Regions from separate parts of the Homo sapiens genome. Here regions 2 and 3 are each linked to region 1. Evidence: read pairs that join two places in POLR2A ChIA-PET (ENCODE). Cell type or tissue: MCF 10A. All regions are shown on one strand. Region 1 overlaps LINC01483 (long intergenic non-protein coding RNA 1483). Region 2 overlaps LINC01483 (long intergenic non-protein coding RNA 1483). Region 3 overlaps LINC01483 (long intergenic non-protein coding RNA 1483).

What was found. ChIA-PET counts read pairs that join two places held together with the same protein. Peaks named below come from ENCODE experiments on the same cell type or tissue, not always from the same donor. Only the 100,000 strongest peaks of a DNase experiment are listed, where the experiment ranks them.
Region 2: POLR2A ChIA-PET joins it to region 1 with 5 read pairs; 3 of 35 experiments call an interaction of 5 or more read pairs at or near these places.
Region 3: POLR2A ChIA-PET joins it to region 1 with 5 read pairs; 3 of 35 experiments call an interaction of 5 or more read pairs at or near these places.

What each region holds. Positions count from the first base shown.
Region 1 is chr17:69,727,713-69,731,712 of GRCh38, forward strand. The region is part of intron 3 of LINC01483 (long intergenic non-protein coding RNA 1483); the gene reads left to right. Among named protein-coding and RNA genes, the nearest start is that of LINC01483, 140 kb to the left of the region's middle. In MCF 10A, no CTCF peak of the experiment used is centred here; a DNase peak (open chromatin) is centred at 2,449.
Region 2 is chr17:69,801,491-69,805,490 of GRCh38, forward strand. All of the region lies in intron 3 of LINC01483 (long intergenic non-protein coding RNA 1483), which reads left to right. Among named protein-coding and RNA genes, the nearest start is that of LINC01497, 160 kb to the right of the region's middle. RefSeq lists enhancers at 1-664, 665-1,626. In MCF 10A, no CTCF peak of the experiment used is centred here; no DNase peak of the experiment used is centred here.
Region 3 is chr17:69,789,424-69,793,423 of GRCh38, forward strand. All of the region lies in intron 3 of LINC01483 (long intergenic non-protein coding RNA 1483), which reads left to right. Among named protein-coding and RNA genes, the nearest start is that of LINC01497, 170 kb to the right of the region's middle. In MCF 10A, no CTCF peak of the experiment used is centred here; no DNase peak of the experiment used is centred here.

The sequences.
Region 1 (4,000 bases):
AGATTCATTCATGTTGTAGCATGAGACAAAATTTTCTTCTTTTTAAAGGCTGAATAATATGTATATGCTATATTTTATTTATCCATTTGTCTGTCAGTAGATACTTGAGTTGCTTCCACATTTTGGTAATTGTGAACAATGCTGCCATAAATATGGATATGTAAATATCTCTTTGAGATCCTGCTTTCAATTTTTTTTTTGGTATATATCCAGTAATGAAATTGATGGATCATATGATAATTATATTTTTAATTTTTAAAGAACTGTCATACTGTTTTCCACAGCAGCTACACTATTTTACATTCCCACCAAAAATGCACGAGGGTTCCAGTTTCCTCACATCTTCATCAACACTTGTCATTTTCTGTTTTTCTTTTTTTCCTTTTTTTTAATAATAGCCATCCCAGTGGGTATGAGGTGGTATCTCATTGTGGTTTTGATTTGTATTTCCCTAATGATTACTGATGTTGAGAATCTTTTCATATACGTGCTGTCCATTTCTATCTCTTCTTTGGAGAAATATCTACTAAGTCCTTTACCCACTTTTAAACTAGATTTTTTTTTTCACGTTTTAAATACAAACTTTCACCTAAGAGTGTTTTGAAATATCCAGATTATGAAAACAGAGAGTTTTTTCCTTCACACAGTACAAAAATGAAGAAAATTCTCTATTCTCCACCTCACCTTACACAAACAGACCTCTCCAAGAACTGAACATAAACCCAGGTGCTTAAAATATGTTTAGGCACAGACTTTTCCCTAGAGGGGAGTGACATGGTGGGTGGGGCACAAGAGTCTCTGAAGGAACTTGTACATTTCATGCTTCCAGAATTTCACTTCTTCCAGATACCTTCCTCTAACACCTGTCTCAGTCTTTTTCTTTTTATAGACACGATTAACACTAAACTGCTAAATTAAGTAGAATCTCTAAAGTAAATATAACTTGAAACTATGCAAGGGACAAAGTGTTTTGTTCTGAGATCACTGAAGCTCATCTTGGAGAAGTCCATGAGGCAGGTTGCTTGCTGGAAAGGCCAGTACACTTTTTTAGCAGGTTAATTCCAAAGCCACATGTAGAAAAGTTTCTCCCCAAAGACCCAGAGACAGAATCATTTTACTCTGCCCCCACTCCTTCCCTGTGCCCCTTCCTAGGGCTGTACAAAGACCCCGATTGAATGATTGGATCTGTACTTTGCAGTAAAAGAGAATCAGAAGCCTTTTCTTTTTCCCTTTTTATTCTCCCCCCCTCTTTTTTTCCACTACTCTAATGAAATTTGCAGACATGGAAAGGAAACTGAGTTATTTATAGGAGTGGGAGGAATGTGAGTGCTAATTGTGCTTAGTCTATTCCTAAGTACGTAATCTGTTTGCTATTAAATTTTACAATCTTTCAGCAATATACACATTTTTTAAAGACAGAACTTCATAAATCTGACAAAGAATAACCAAAGTAAATAATTCTAAGGGTTTAAATCTTCTAATCAAAATCAGGTTTAAAATTATATAAAAAATTGTTTGTAGAATTAACTTATTTTGCAGCACTAACATTTCCCTTCTTCCTTTGACTAGTTTATTCATTTCTTTTCTAGACTTGTAAAGTTTGATACAGCTACTCATGGATGATATAAATTTTGGGGGGCTGGTTATCATGCTTATGTGCATACTAACTCACAAGGCAAATTGGGTCAAATGAGAAGCTGTTGGTTGCAAGTGTCTGAAGAAGGTGCTGGGGCCTTGAACTCTAAATTGAACGTTTTGGTAATCAAATAGCTCAAATTATTCTGCATAGCTTAAAGTCATTCTGGATAGAAATTATCTTGGGACATAAATTTTTCTCAGGGTTCCCCATTTCCGTTATCTCTATCTAACAATTGCAAAAGCCTGCTTGTTAAAAATTAAATAAATGCTTGTTAAAAGGAACTAGAAAAAATCATAATCATTCCTAGGTAAATTTTTCATGGTGGAAATTATTTCCTGTTTGAAATTTGTTTTAGTTTGGCTGTCAAGGTTGCAAGAGACAGAAAATTACTCAAATTATTTTAAGGAAAGATGGCTTCATTAAAAGACAACGAATTAAATTCATAACTGAAAAACCACTGGGAAACTAGGCAGGTATGGGGGGTCATATGGAGGCCCTGACACATGGCTGTTTTTCCTTTTTCTGTGTCTTTGCACAGCTCCCTCTGCCTCCTTCTGCTTTTGGGTATCAATCAATACAATATTCACCTGTATTCTTACATATTGTTTTTCTTTATACTTTCTGCTTGCTCATATTACTTTATATTATGCTTTCTCATAACTTTGGTGTGTTGCAATATGTCATATTTCTGCCTAACACATGCTGTCATGTTGACTTCAGGTTCTACTGCTTAGCTGCCTTAGTCATTCAGAATTTTCAGTTAAAATTCTTCAGACAGGAAACCTGATGGGGTTTAGTCTGACTTGTTATTTTGACTTGCACTCCAAGCCACACTGTAGGTTGCTGGCCAGCTGATGATTTGGCTGTTTTTGAGTTAGTTGCCAATTTGTTTTAGTCACCTGTGGCTTGAGGTGGAGGGAACTGGGTCATGTGATCCATACAAGGATTCCTCTTCAATTGGAGCTCTAGGTAAATCAGCTATTTTGAAGGGTCTTTCACTAGTCTCCAGAGAAGGTGGCAAATATAAACCAGAATTAAAATAATAATCGGATTTTGATCATTTGCCATTTGAGTCTGTTTTTCTTCTGTATAAGTGAGATACTATCTAGTCTTGAGACTGCTTGGGGTAGTAACAAATCACCCCCAAATTTAGTGGCTTAGAAAAAGAAATCATTGTTTTTCTTATGATTCTACAGATTATTGACTGGGCAGTCCTGCTTCATGGAGTGTCACTGTGGGATGTCTGGAAGGCCCCAAATGTCTTCACTCACATAGCTGGCAATTGGTGCTGGCTGTGGCCTGGGAGCCCTACTGGGGCTATGGACCAGGGCCCTTGATTCTCCTCTCTGTGGGCCTTTGCAGGTCGCTTTTTGGGTTTAGTAACAGCATGGTGGCTGGGTTTCATGGAGGAACAGTTCAAGAAGACAAGCCCCAGTGTGCAAGCACGTATTCAAACCTCCACTGCATTATTCTTGCTAACATCCTATTGGTCACAGCTAGTCACAGGGCCAAGTCAGACTCCAAATGGATAGAGACTTACAAGTGTATGCATCTGAGAGTCATCGTTCAATGGGATCCCCCAAATGTCACATTAAATGAGATAATAGATGAAAAATGTTTTATGGTCTTTAATGCATGTAGTTAATGCTCAGTAAACATTTGAATAGTACTTCTGTTGAAGGAAATTTTGACAGTTTTTTTTCATCAAAATTAAAATGGTTACATTTCTGACACTTTTTGTTACCATATTTGGGTATTTCTTCATTCTTAAAAGATTCTTCAGGATTCTCAAAATTTCTATGTGGCCCAGCCTTCTCTCTTTCTCCAAGTGCCCCCGGTTCGTGTCTCCAGGGACCTTACAGTAACTAAGACAACCACTGCAAAATAGTATTTCAGGTTAGGCATTCAGTGGGCCCAGAATGAGATCGGTTAGCTTGGGAAAGCATCGCAGAAGAGAAAGCCTTAGAAGTTCTTAGGTGAAGAGAAATAACCATTCTGTCAGTTCTGGAATCTCTTGATTTTGCAGAAGAAGAAACTGAAGCTTAGAAAGGAAAAGCTATCTGCCTAAAATCACCATCAGTGAGCAATAGAGAATTGGAACCACTTTTTTTCTGATACATTCATCCATTCACAAATATGTATTGAGTGTTAAGCACCATATGACGCTTGTTATATATGGAAGAAAACAAAAGGGATATGCCCTCAACTTTGTGGCCTTTATGGTCTAACCTAGGGTAAAGATAGTAAATAAGTGAACTAACCATCCAAAATTGTGATAGACACTTTGAACAAACCCAACAGAGCAGAATGATAGAGAATGGTGTTGGAAACATGGAGAGTCAGGAAAGGGTTTTCTGGTGA
Region 2 (4,000 bases), 74 kb after region 1:
TCAGAGCAAATTCAGGGCCAAGCCCAGGCACTGTCACAGCCCAGCCAGGTGTGCACATGCTCAGGGCAATGCTGACATGCCAGACCTCTGCTGCCTTGGCCACCTCCGGACTTGGGATGCTGATGAGCATAGGAGAGAAGCTGATGAGGGGGCTGAAGGCAGCTTAATGCTGGCCTACAGGTGCCCCTTGGCACCTACAGCCTGGGAGCCATGAACAGCTGCAGGAGAGAGGCAGGTTCCTGGGTGGAAGGGAACAGGTCCCTGGTGAGGCCCCACCTTCAGGACAGGGAGGGCCTGAAAGCTGGGGGCCAGGATGCCAGTCCCACAGACTGGAGTGGGAACTTGTGGTGCTTTTTCCAGGCCTGCCCATGGCTGCCCCTGGACCAATTGGCACACACTTCCTCCCTTCTGAGGCTCATAAAAGCCCTGGGCTCAGCCAAAGCTGAGCAGACATTGGGACGACTGGCTGCTGAGAGGAGGCACCCACTCCAGGGACTTCTCTCTGCTGTGAGCTGCAGACATCAGGATGACCAGCTACAGAGAGGAGCAACCCACTACAGAACCTCCTCTCTGCTGAGAGCTACACAGATGGTGGGATGACCAGCTGGAGAGAGGAGCTACACTCTCTGCTGGGAGTGAACACTTGTTGGGACAACCTGCCTGCAGAGCAGAGCTACTCTCTCTGCTAGGATCTGAACACTCAACAAGGCACCCTGGCTGTGGAAAGGAGCTGCCCCCTTCAGGAGACTGAGCTGTTCTATTGCTTAATGAAGCTCCTCTTTGTCTGGCTCACCCTTCACTTTGCATAATGTATTCTTCCTGGTTTCAGGACAAGAACTTGGGGCCTGCTGAATGGTGAGGCTAAAAGGGCTGTAACACAAACAGGGCTGAAGCATGCCCCTTTCTTGTCACATTGTGGGTGAAGAGAAGGAGAGAAGAGCTGCAGCCTTTCAGGCAGCCCAGACGTGGGAGCTCCCTGAGCCAGGGCTGTGACTCTCTCTCTGGGGCCCTGCAGTTCCTGGCATCTCCAAGCTTTCACGTGCCACTGCATTCCCCGGGGCCAGCCAGGGAAGTGGCTTGCTGTCCACCTGGTCCAGCCACAGCCTCGCAGAGAGCCAGTGCCATGACAGCACCTGGAGCTGCCTGCCCCATGGTAGCTGGCAGGCAACTGGTGGGTCTGACTGCACAGTGGCCAGACCCCACACCCACTCACACACCCATTGCTGCTCCACACCTGACTTGCGTCTCTTTTGAAGCTATGGGATTTAGGCTGGCACCGTGAGCTGTGCACCACCCGCCAGGCTGAGTGGGCAGAATGAGCCCAGCAGGCCCAAGCAAAACTTGGGCAAAGGCACGACTGGCCACAGGTTTCCAGTCAGAAAAGTGACACCCCAAAGATCTGTAACACTAGGGTGATGAGAGATGTGAGGCTTTTCTTTGTATGGAGTTTTAGAGGGGGGTTATGAATATTTTAAGCTGGAAAGTGTAGGGAGACTGAATGGCCCACTGTTCTCAGAGATGAAGAGAGACTTCCTTTGAGATACTGGACTTGGAAGACATTTCTCAGTAGTGTGCTGCTGGAGAGGTATTCTCACTAGAGCACCAGGAAGAATGAAGTATACATACATAAAAATGGAGATCCACGTGATTAATAAACATAAGGTGCACATTATCAATAATAGCCAATTTACTACAAATAAAATGAGATATATTTTGTCTAGGAGATGGATACATGTTAGAAAATAATTTGTTCTACTCTGTGTTGGTGAGGGTGGGAGAAAGATGCACGCTCCTTCACAGTTGTGACCAAATAAGTTAGTACAGCCCTTTGGCAGGGCTAGCTCATGAATATGCAATCTTATTTTGAACATGCATCCCTTTAGCCCAGAAATCCCTTCATGTGGGTCAGTGAGAGTACTTCTTCTCTAGCAGTTGCTACTATGCTATTTCAGTTGTTATCTACCCTGTGTATATAATCCTGTCACTCTTAGTGTTACTACTCACAGAGTTCTCTGCATCTTCTTCAGAATGAATCTTATGTTTGTAGACCATGCACTGGGTTTGGGTCACAAAGGTGTCATTTTTGAATCTTTATTTTTCTACTTACTAACTACATGCTCTATTTTCACTGCAATGTGTCTACATGCTCTATTTTCACTACACACTACAGTGTGTTTACATGCTCTATTTTCACTACACACTACAGTGTGTCTACATGCTCTATTTTCACTACAATGTTTTTCGATGGAAGTCAGGATCATAATTCTCACCTGACGCAACTCAGCACTAAATGAAATGGTGTGTGTGAAATTGCCTGGTGTGATGGGACACACAGTTATCAGTCATGAATGTAAGGTAATGAAAGCAAGCCTTCAAGAAAGCACGTTTTAGTTATTGAGACTTTCCCCGCTGATTCTAATATGAGATGTAATATAAAAATAAAGTCTCCTACACAGATTTGTTATTTTTTCTTTGCTATTTTTTATTCAAATTCAGGTCTACTTGCTCTAATTCAGATCTCCTGACCTGTAGAACATTGTCTGTGTGGCCTGCTGTTCCCATGCCCCTAGAAAATAAGTGGACTCTACTGATTTTCTCAATACTCGGGACTGTTACTTAACATTTGTTTTAAATTTTGTTAGGAAATGAGATTATGACCCAAATAATTATGAGCAGAATAAATTATAAGCATAATAATTTTGAGACAAATATGAGATGAATATAATATCATCATTCAAACTTATTAAAGCCATTTATCCACTTTTTGGGGGGCTAGAATGGCATTTTGTATTTTCCATAGATGGTTTCAACAATTTTAACCATTCTACGTGCAATGTTGAGATGTGGCCTTGTGTAACCACACCAGACCAATCTGGTTCAACTTTTATGTCATGAAGCAGTGAGATGTTTTTCAGTTGCCCTGTGCCCCCAGTTTGAAGGTCACATAACCTGAGCATGCCCAGATGAACCAAGAGTGCACCCTGGGTAGAATGTAAGTGCTCACATTGAGTGGGGACTGAATTACAAAACAGATGCCCTATAGCAGAACCCAGGATCCAATCAAATGGAGCCTTGTTGTCACCCCATGGGAGGATCCAGTCAGATCATGCCTCTTGGCATCACCTCATTGTGAGATCCAATCAAATCACATCTCAGCCTATGCTTATAAAACCTGACCCAGCCCTGCTCAAGGAGACACATTTGAGCATTTCTTCCTATGTCCTTCCCAGTTTACTGGTGCTTTGGTGTTTGGTTTTCCAATGAGTGCAGACAAAATAACCTAGTTTGGTTCAGTAACACTTGCCATCCTCCTTTGAAAAGGTAACGTCTAACTCTCCTCCTCATGAATTCAGGCTGGCTTTATGTCTTATTTGTAACCAATAAACTACACAACACTAGGAAGAATCACTCAGCTGAGTCCTACTCCTGACTTCTTGACCCAAAGGACACAATAAATAATAAAACTGTGTGGGCAACGTCTTGATCCAAAGGATACAATAAATAAAACCGTGTGAGCAGTTCGACATGTAGCAATAGTAACTAGAATAGTAACCATTGATAGAAATAGGTGTGTGGACTTTTTCCAGAATAAATTAGAATGGATATAGAAAAAGAGAGGGGGCAATTGTAGGATTGTTCCCTGGAGAGTTAATGGCATAAATAGTATAGAAGGAAGCACCATTGGCACCAGGCTAGGAAGAGGAAGAAGTAGGGCCCATGAACTGGGTAATGGAGTGAATAAAATATGAGATGTTAAAGATACAGAAATCTCAATTCATCTTAAGGCTGCATGCAGAGGGAGCAAAGAAGTGAAAAAGTTGGAGAATCTGAAGAGTCAGGACATTGTAGTAAGAAAGGGAGTAAAATCCTGGAAATTAAAATTTCAGAAGTAAAGAAATTGGGGAATAATGATTACATGTATAGTAAGCTTTTGAATAATAGAGATGAATGCCGTGAAGGGAGAGGAGATTAGAGTAATTTTCAAGTAGAGTTTTAATGG
Region 3 (4,000 bases), 62 kb after region 1:
TTGCTGTGGACATTTTCTGAAAATACAGTCTGCTCTCTGGCCACACAATTCAAACCTTTTCACTGGTAAGATAAACTCCTATCCTCTTCAAGGCTCCCCTTATCTCATTCTGTTATGGCATTATGCTCAAATTCATGGTCCAGGATCCCACAATCCAAATCAGGTCCAAGTGCATTAGATCCAAGTCCATGAGGCTCCTTGCAGTTCACTGACTACAAATCCTCTAATACAGTTTTTGTCAATGTGAGAGCCTGTGAACAATGAAGACAAATTATCTGCTCACCACACACTCAACATACAATGATGGAATGTGGGCTAGGCATAGGATAACTGCTATAGTCACTCCAGTTCAAAAAGGAAGAAACTGGAAGACACTTTCATCCCTAGTCCATAGTGATTCTGAAATCCATCTGGACACAGTTATGGCTTTCTAGGTTAGGGTTTAGTCCTCTATCCTAGAAATGATTCTCCATGGCTCTTGGCTCTGACCTCTGAGTACTCTTTCCTTTTTTTTTTTTGTTTGTTTGAGATGGAGTTTTGCTCTTATTGCCCAGGCTGGAGTGCAATGGTGCGGTCTTGGCTCACTGTAGCCTCTGCCTGCCGGGTTCGAGCGATTCTCCTGCCTCAGCCTCCCGAGTAGCTGGGATTTCAGGCAGCCGCCACCATGCCCAGCTAATTTTCTGTATTAATTTTGGTAGAGACGGGGTGTTGCCACGTTGGCCAAGCTAATCTCTAACTCCTGACCTCAAGTGATCTGCCAGCCTCGGCCTCCCAAAGTGCTGGGAATACAGGCGTGAGCCACCACACCCGGTCATCTTTCCTTTTCAATGAGCATTGCCCTGTGTTTGCAATTGAGTGGTAGTATTTTCAGCCTGTTTCCTGTCGATAGAATTCAGAGGCCCAAACCCTCTTTTAATTTTGTAATGTCTCTGGCCCTTTTAGTCCAAAATACGCTGAGGCAAAAAGAAAAGCACAAACTGGTGTGGGTGGAATGAAGGGTGAACGGTAGAAGATGATGATATGGAAGAAAGAGGCTGTGGCAAGTTCATGTGCCGAACCAGAGATCCTGAAATGTATCCAATGAGTGCAATGCAGAAATGTCCATTTCTGCTACTTACTCTCTTTTGCTAAACTTTCCTAAAAGTATTCTTACTGCTTTAAAATATCTGTTGCTGAAGTTGGGAGAAGGATGTTTATTGTCTACAGTAGTTTTGAAATTCATCTTAGTTGAATTTTGACTGCAAGATGCTCTCACATGTGTGCTCTCTTAGTATTCCCAAATTGTTTTGTGGTCACAAAAGATTTTCCAGTTAACTGCTTTATGCCCGTTACATGCATATTTCACTTCAGAGATTGATGCTTAATTTTAAAAGGAAGCCCTCTTTAGAAAAAGACATAAATAGTATTTTCAAATAAGATAATCTCTATTTTATTATATGAGTGCTTTTGAATACTAATTGTGAAGTACTGCTGGAAGAGAACTGCAATTCTGGAAGCCTAGTACAGCTTCAACTAATACCCTACATCTTCTGAAGGAGTACACGTTTTGTTACTAGGCTATTTAATAAAAGAAATAAGGTAAGTACGACTTCAGGTTCCTGAAAAATACATACAGCATTTTTTTTGAACACTCAATTTTCATAGAGGTATAGCTTTCAGCCGGCAAATATTTATGACCATGTTATTGTGGGTATTTTTTAAAACAACTTGATTCAGGAAAAGTCAGCTTTTCAAAACACCTTTTTTGCCTAAAATGTCTTAGACTACAGTTTATTCACATTCATAAGATGTCATTACCTTTAAGAGTCCTGCTGCTAATAGCTATCCAACGTTTTTAGTCAAAATGTGAGTAAAAGAGAAAGCTGAAAACTTCCAAATATTTTTATTCCTCAAATTAATCGTTCCATAAAAGGGCTCTAGGATATGAATAATGCATTACAATGCTGCTGCAGATAACTTCACATATGGTACACAATGATGTGAATAGAGAAGAGATAAAATAGGAGATGAAAGAACTGCATTAGAGACAAATGAGTGAACTGACACAAGCATTTTCATTCCATTTGATTTGCACAATGTTTTTATTGAGTATTTGCTCATTTGCTGAGCTCTGTAATGGAAAGATAACTGAGTAGGATTTGGTCCTTGCCCTTTGGGAGCTAATGAACATTTGTGAGGATGTGGGGTGGGCTTTATTATTCCATGTAATTGATGCAATAATCATGTATACCATGAAATGACAACCTAAGAGATAATTCCTAGTAAGGACTCAGGAAGTCTGCAGAGAAGATACAGTATTTGAGCTTGATGGCAAATAAGGTGTCCAATTTGGGAGGTCATCCTCTAAAAATGAAACAGGTAATAAGAAAAGGCAGGAGGATAGGAAATATGGGGTGTCTTCTGGAAATGCTGAATAGCTTATCTAGTGAAAATTGGAGAAATAGTGAGGAGAGTATTAGAGGTAGATTGGAACTAGATCCTACAAGATCTTGAAAGCCAAAGAAACAAACAAAAATTATCAGACGGTGCAGTGGTGCACACCTGTAATCCCAGCACTTTGGGAAGCTAAGGCAGGCAGATCACCTGAGGTCAGAAGTTCGAGACCAGCCTGACCAGCATGAAGAAACCCCATCTCTACTAAAAATACAAAGTTAGCCAGGCATGGTGGCACATGCCTGTAATCCCAGCTACTCGGGAGGCTGAGGCAGGAGAATCTCTTGAACCCGGGAGGCGGAGGTTGCGGTGAGCAGAGATGCACCATTGCACTCCAGCCTGGGCAACAAGAGTGAAACTCCATCTCAAAAAAAAAAATTATCTTTTTTTTCTGTATGATCTGGGGTGTTACTGAAGATTTTGGGGAAGCTATGTTGCATGACTAGATTGAGATTTTAAGAATACACATGATGCCTCAGTGAGTGATGATTTGGAATTGACAACGTAGAGTTAAGTTTTCTACAATCAGAGATATGTAACAATTATTTGAAAATACAACTATAGTCAAAATAGAAAAAAATAAGTAAATTCTATTCTTGGGCATGTCTTTCTAAACAATCTGAAAGAAAGAAAATAAATACGTGGCCAAGTGCTGTGGCTCATGCCTGTAATCCCAGCACTTTGGGAGGCCAAGGCGGATCACTTGAGGTCAGGAGTTTGACTCAGCCTGGCCAACATGGTGAAACCCTGCCTTTACTAAAAATATAAAAATTAGCTGGGCTTGGTGGCACATGCCTGTCATCCCAGCTACTTGGGAGGCTGAGGGAGGAGAATTGCTTGAACCTGGGAGGCGGAGGTTGCGGTGAGCCGAGATCGCGCCACTGAACTCCAGCCTGGGAGACAGAGCAAGACTCTGTCGAAAAAGAAAAAGAAAGAAAAAATAAATATGAAAATATGATTATATTTAACTATGTATTCATAGGTATTCATAGGAAATTTCTATATAACAAAAAATTTCCTTCAAGCACACATATAACAAAAAAAAAATTAAAGGGCCACTGTCCACAATATTTAAGGCTAATAAGATAAACAGAGGATTCCTACTTTTACTATCAGCATAGGAGGCAGCGTAGTGTATTGTTAAAAGGATGGCTTTTGATGCCAAGCGAGACCTTGGATCTCTTAAGTGCTCTGTGCCTCAGTTTTCTTATCTATAAAATGGGGATGATACGTGCTCATGGCACTGTTGTGAGATTTGAAGTGAGTAAATGTATGTAAAGTCTTACATTATTATTGCTGTTTTATTAACAATGACTGTTGCATATATTGGGTGTCTGTGGATAAGTGATATGGATATGGATCTGTGTCTTCATGAAATCTTATGTGAAACTGTAGTCCTCAATGTTGGAAATGCGGCCTGAGGGGAAGTGGTTGGATCATGGGGGTGGATTTTTCATGAATGGTTTCGCACCATCCCCCCAGTGCCATTCTCATGATAGTGAGTGAGTTCTCATAAGATCTGGTTGTTTAAAAGCATGCAGCACCTCCCGCCTCATTCTCTCTTGCT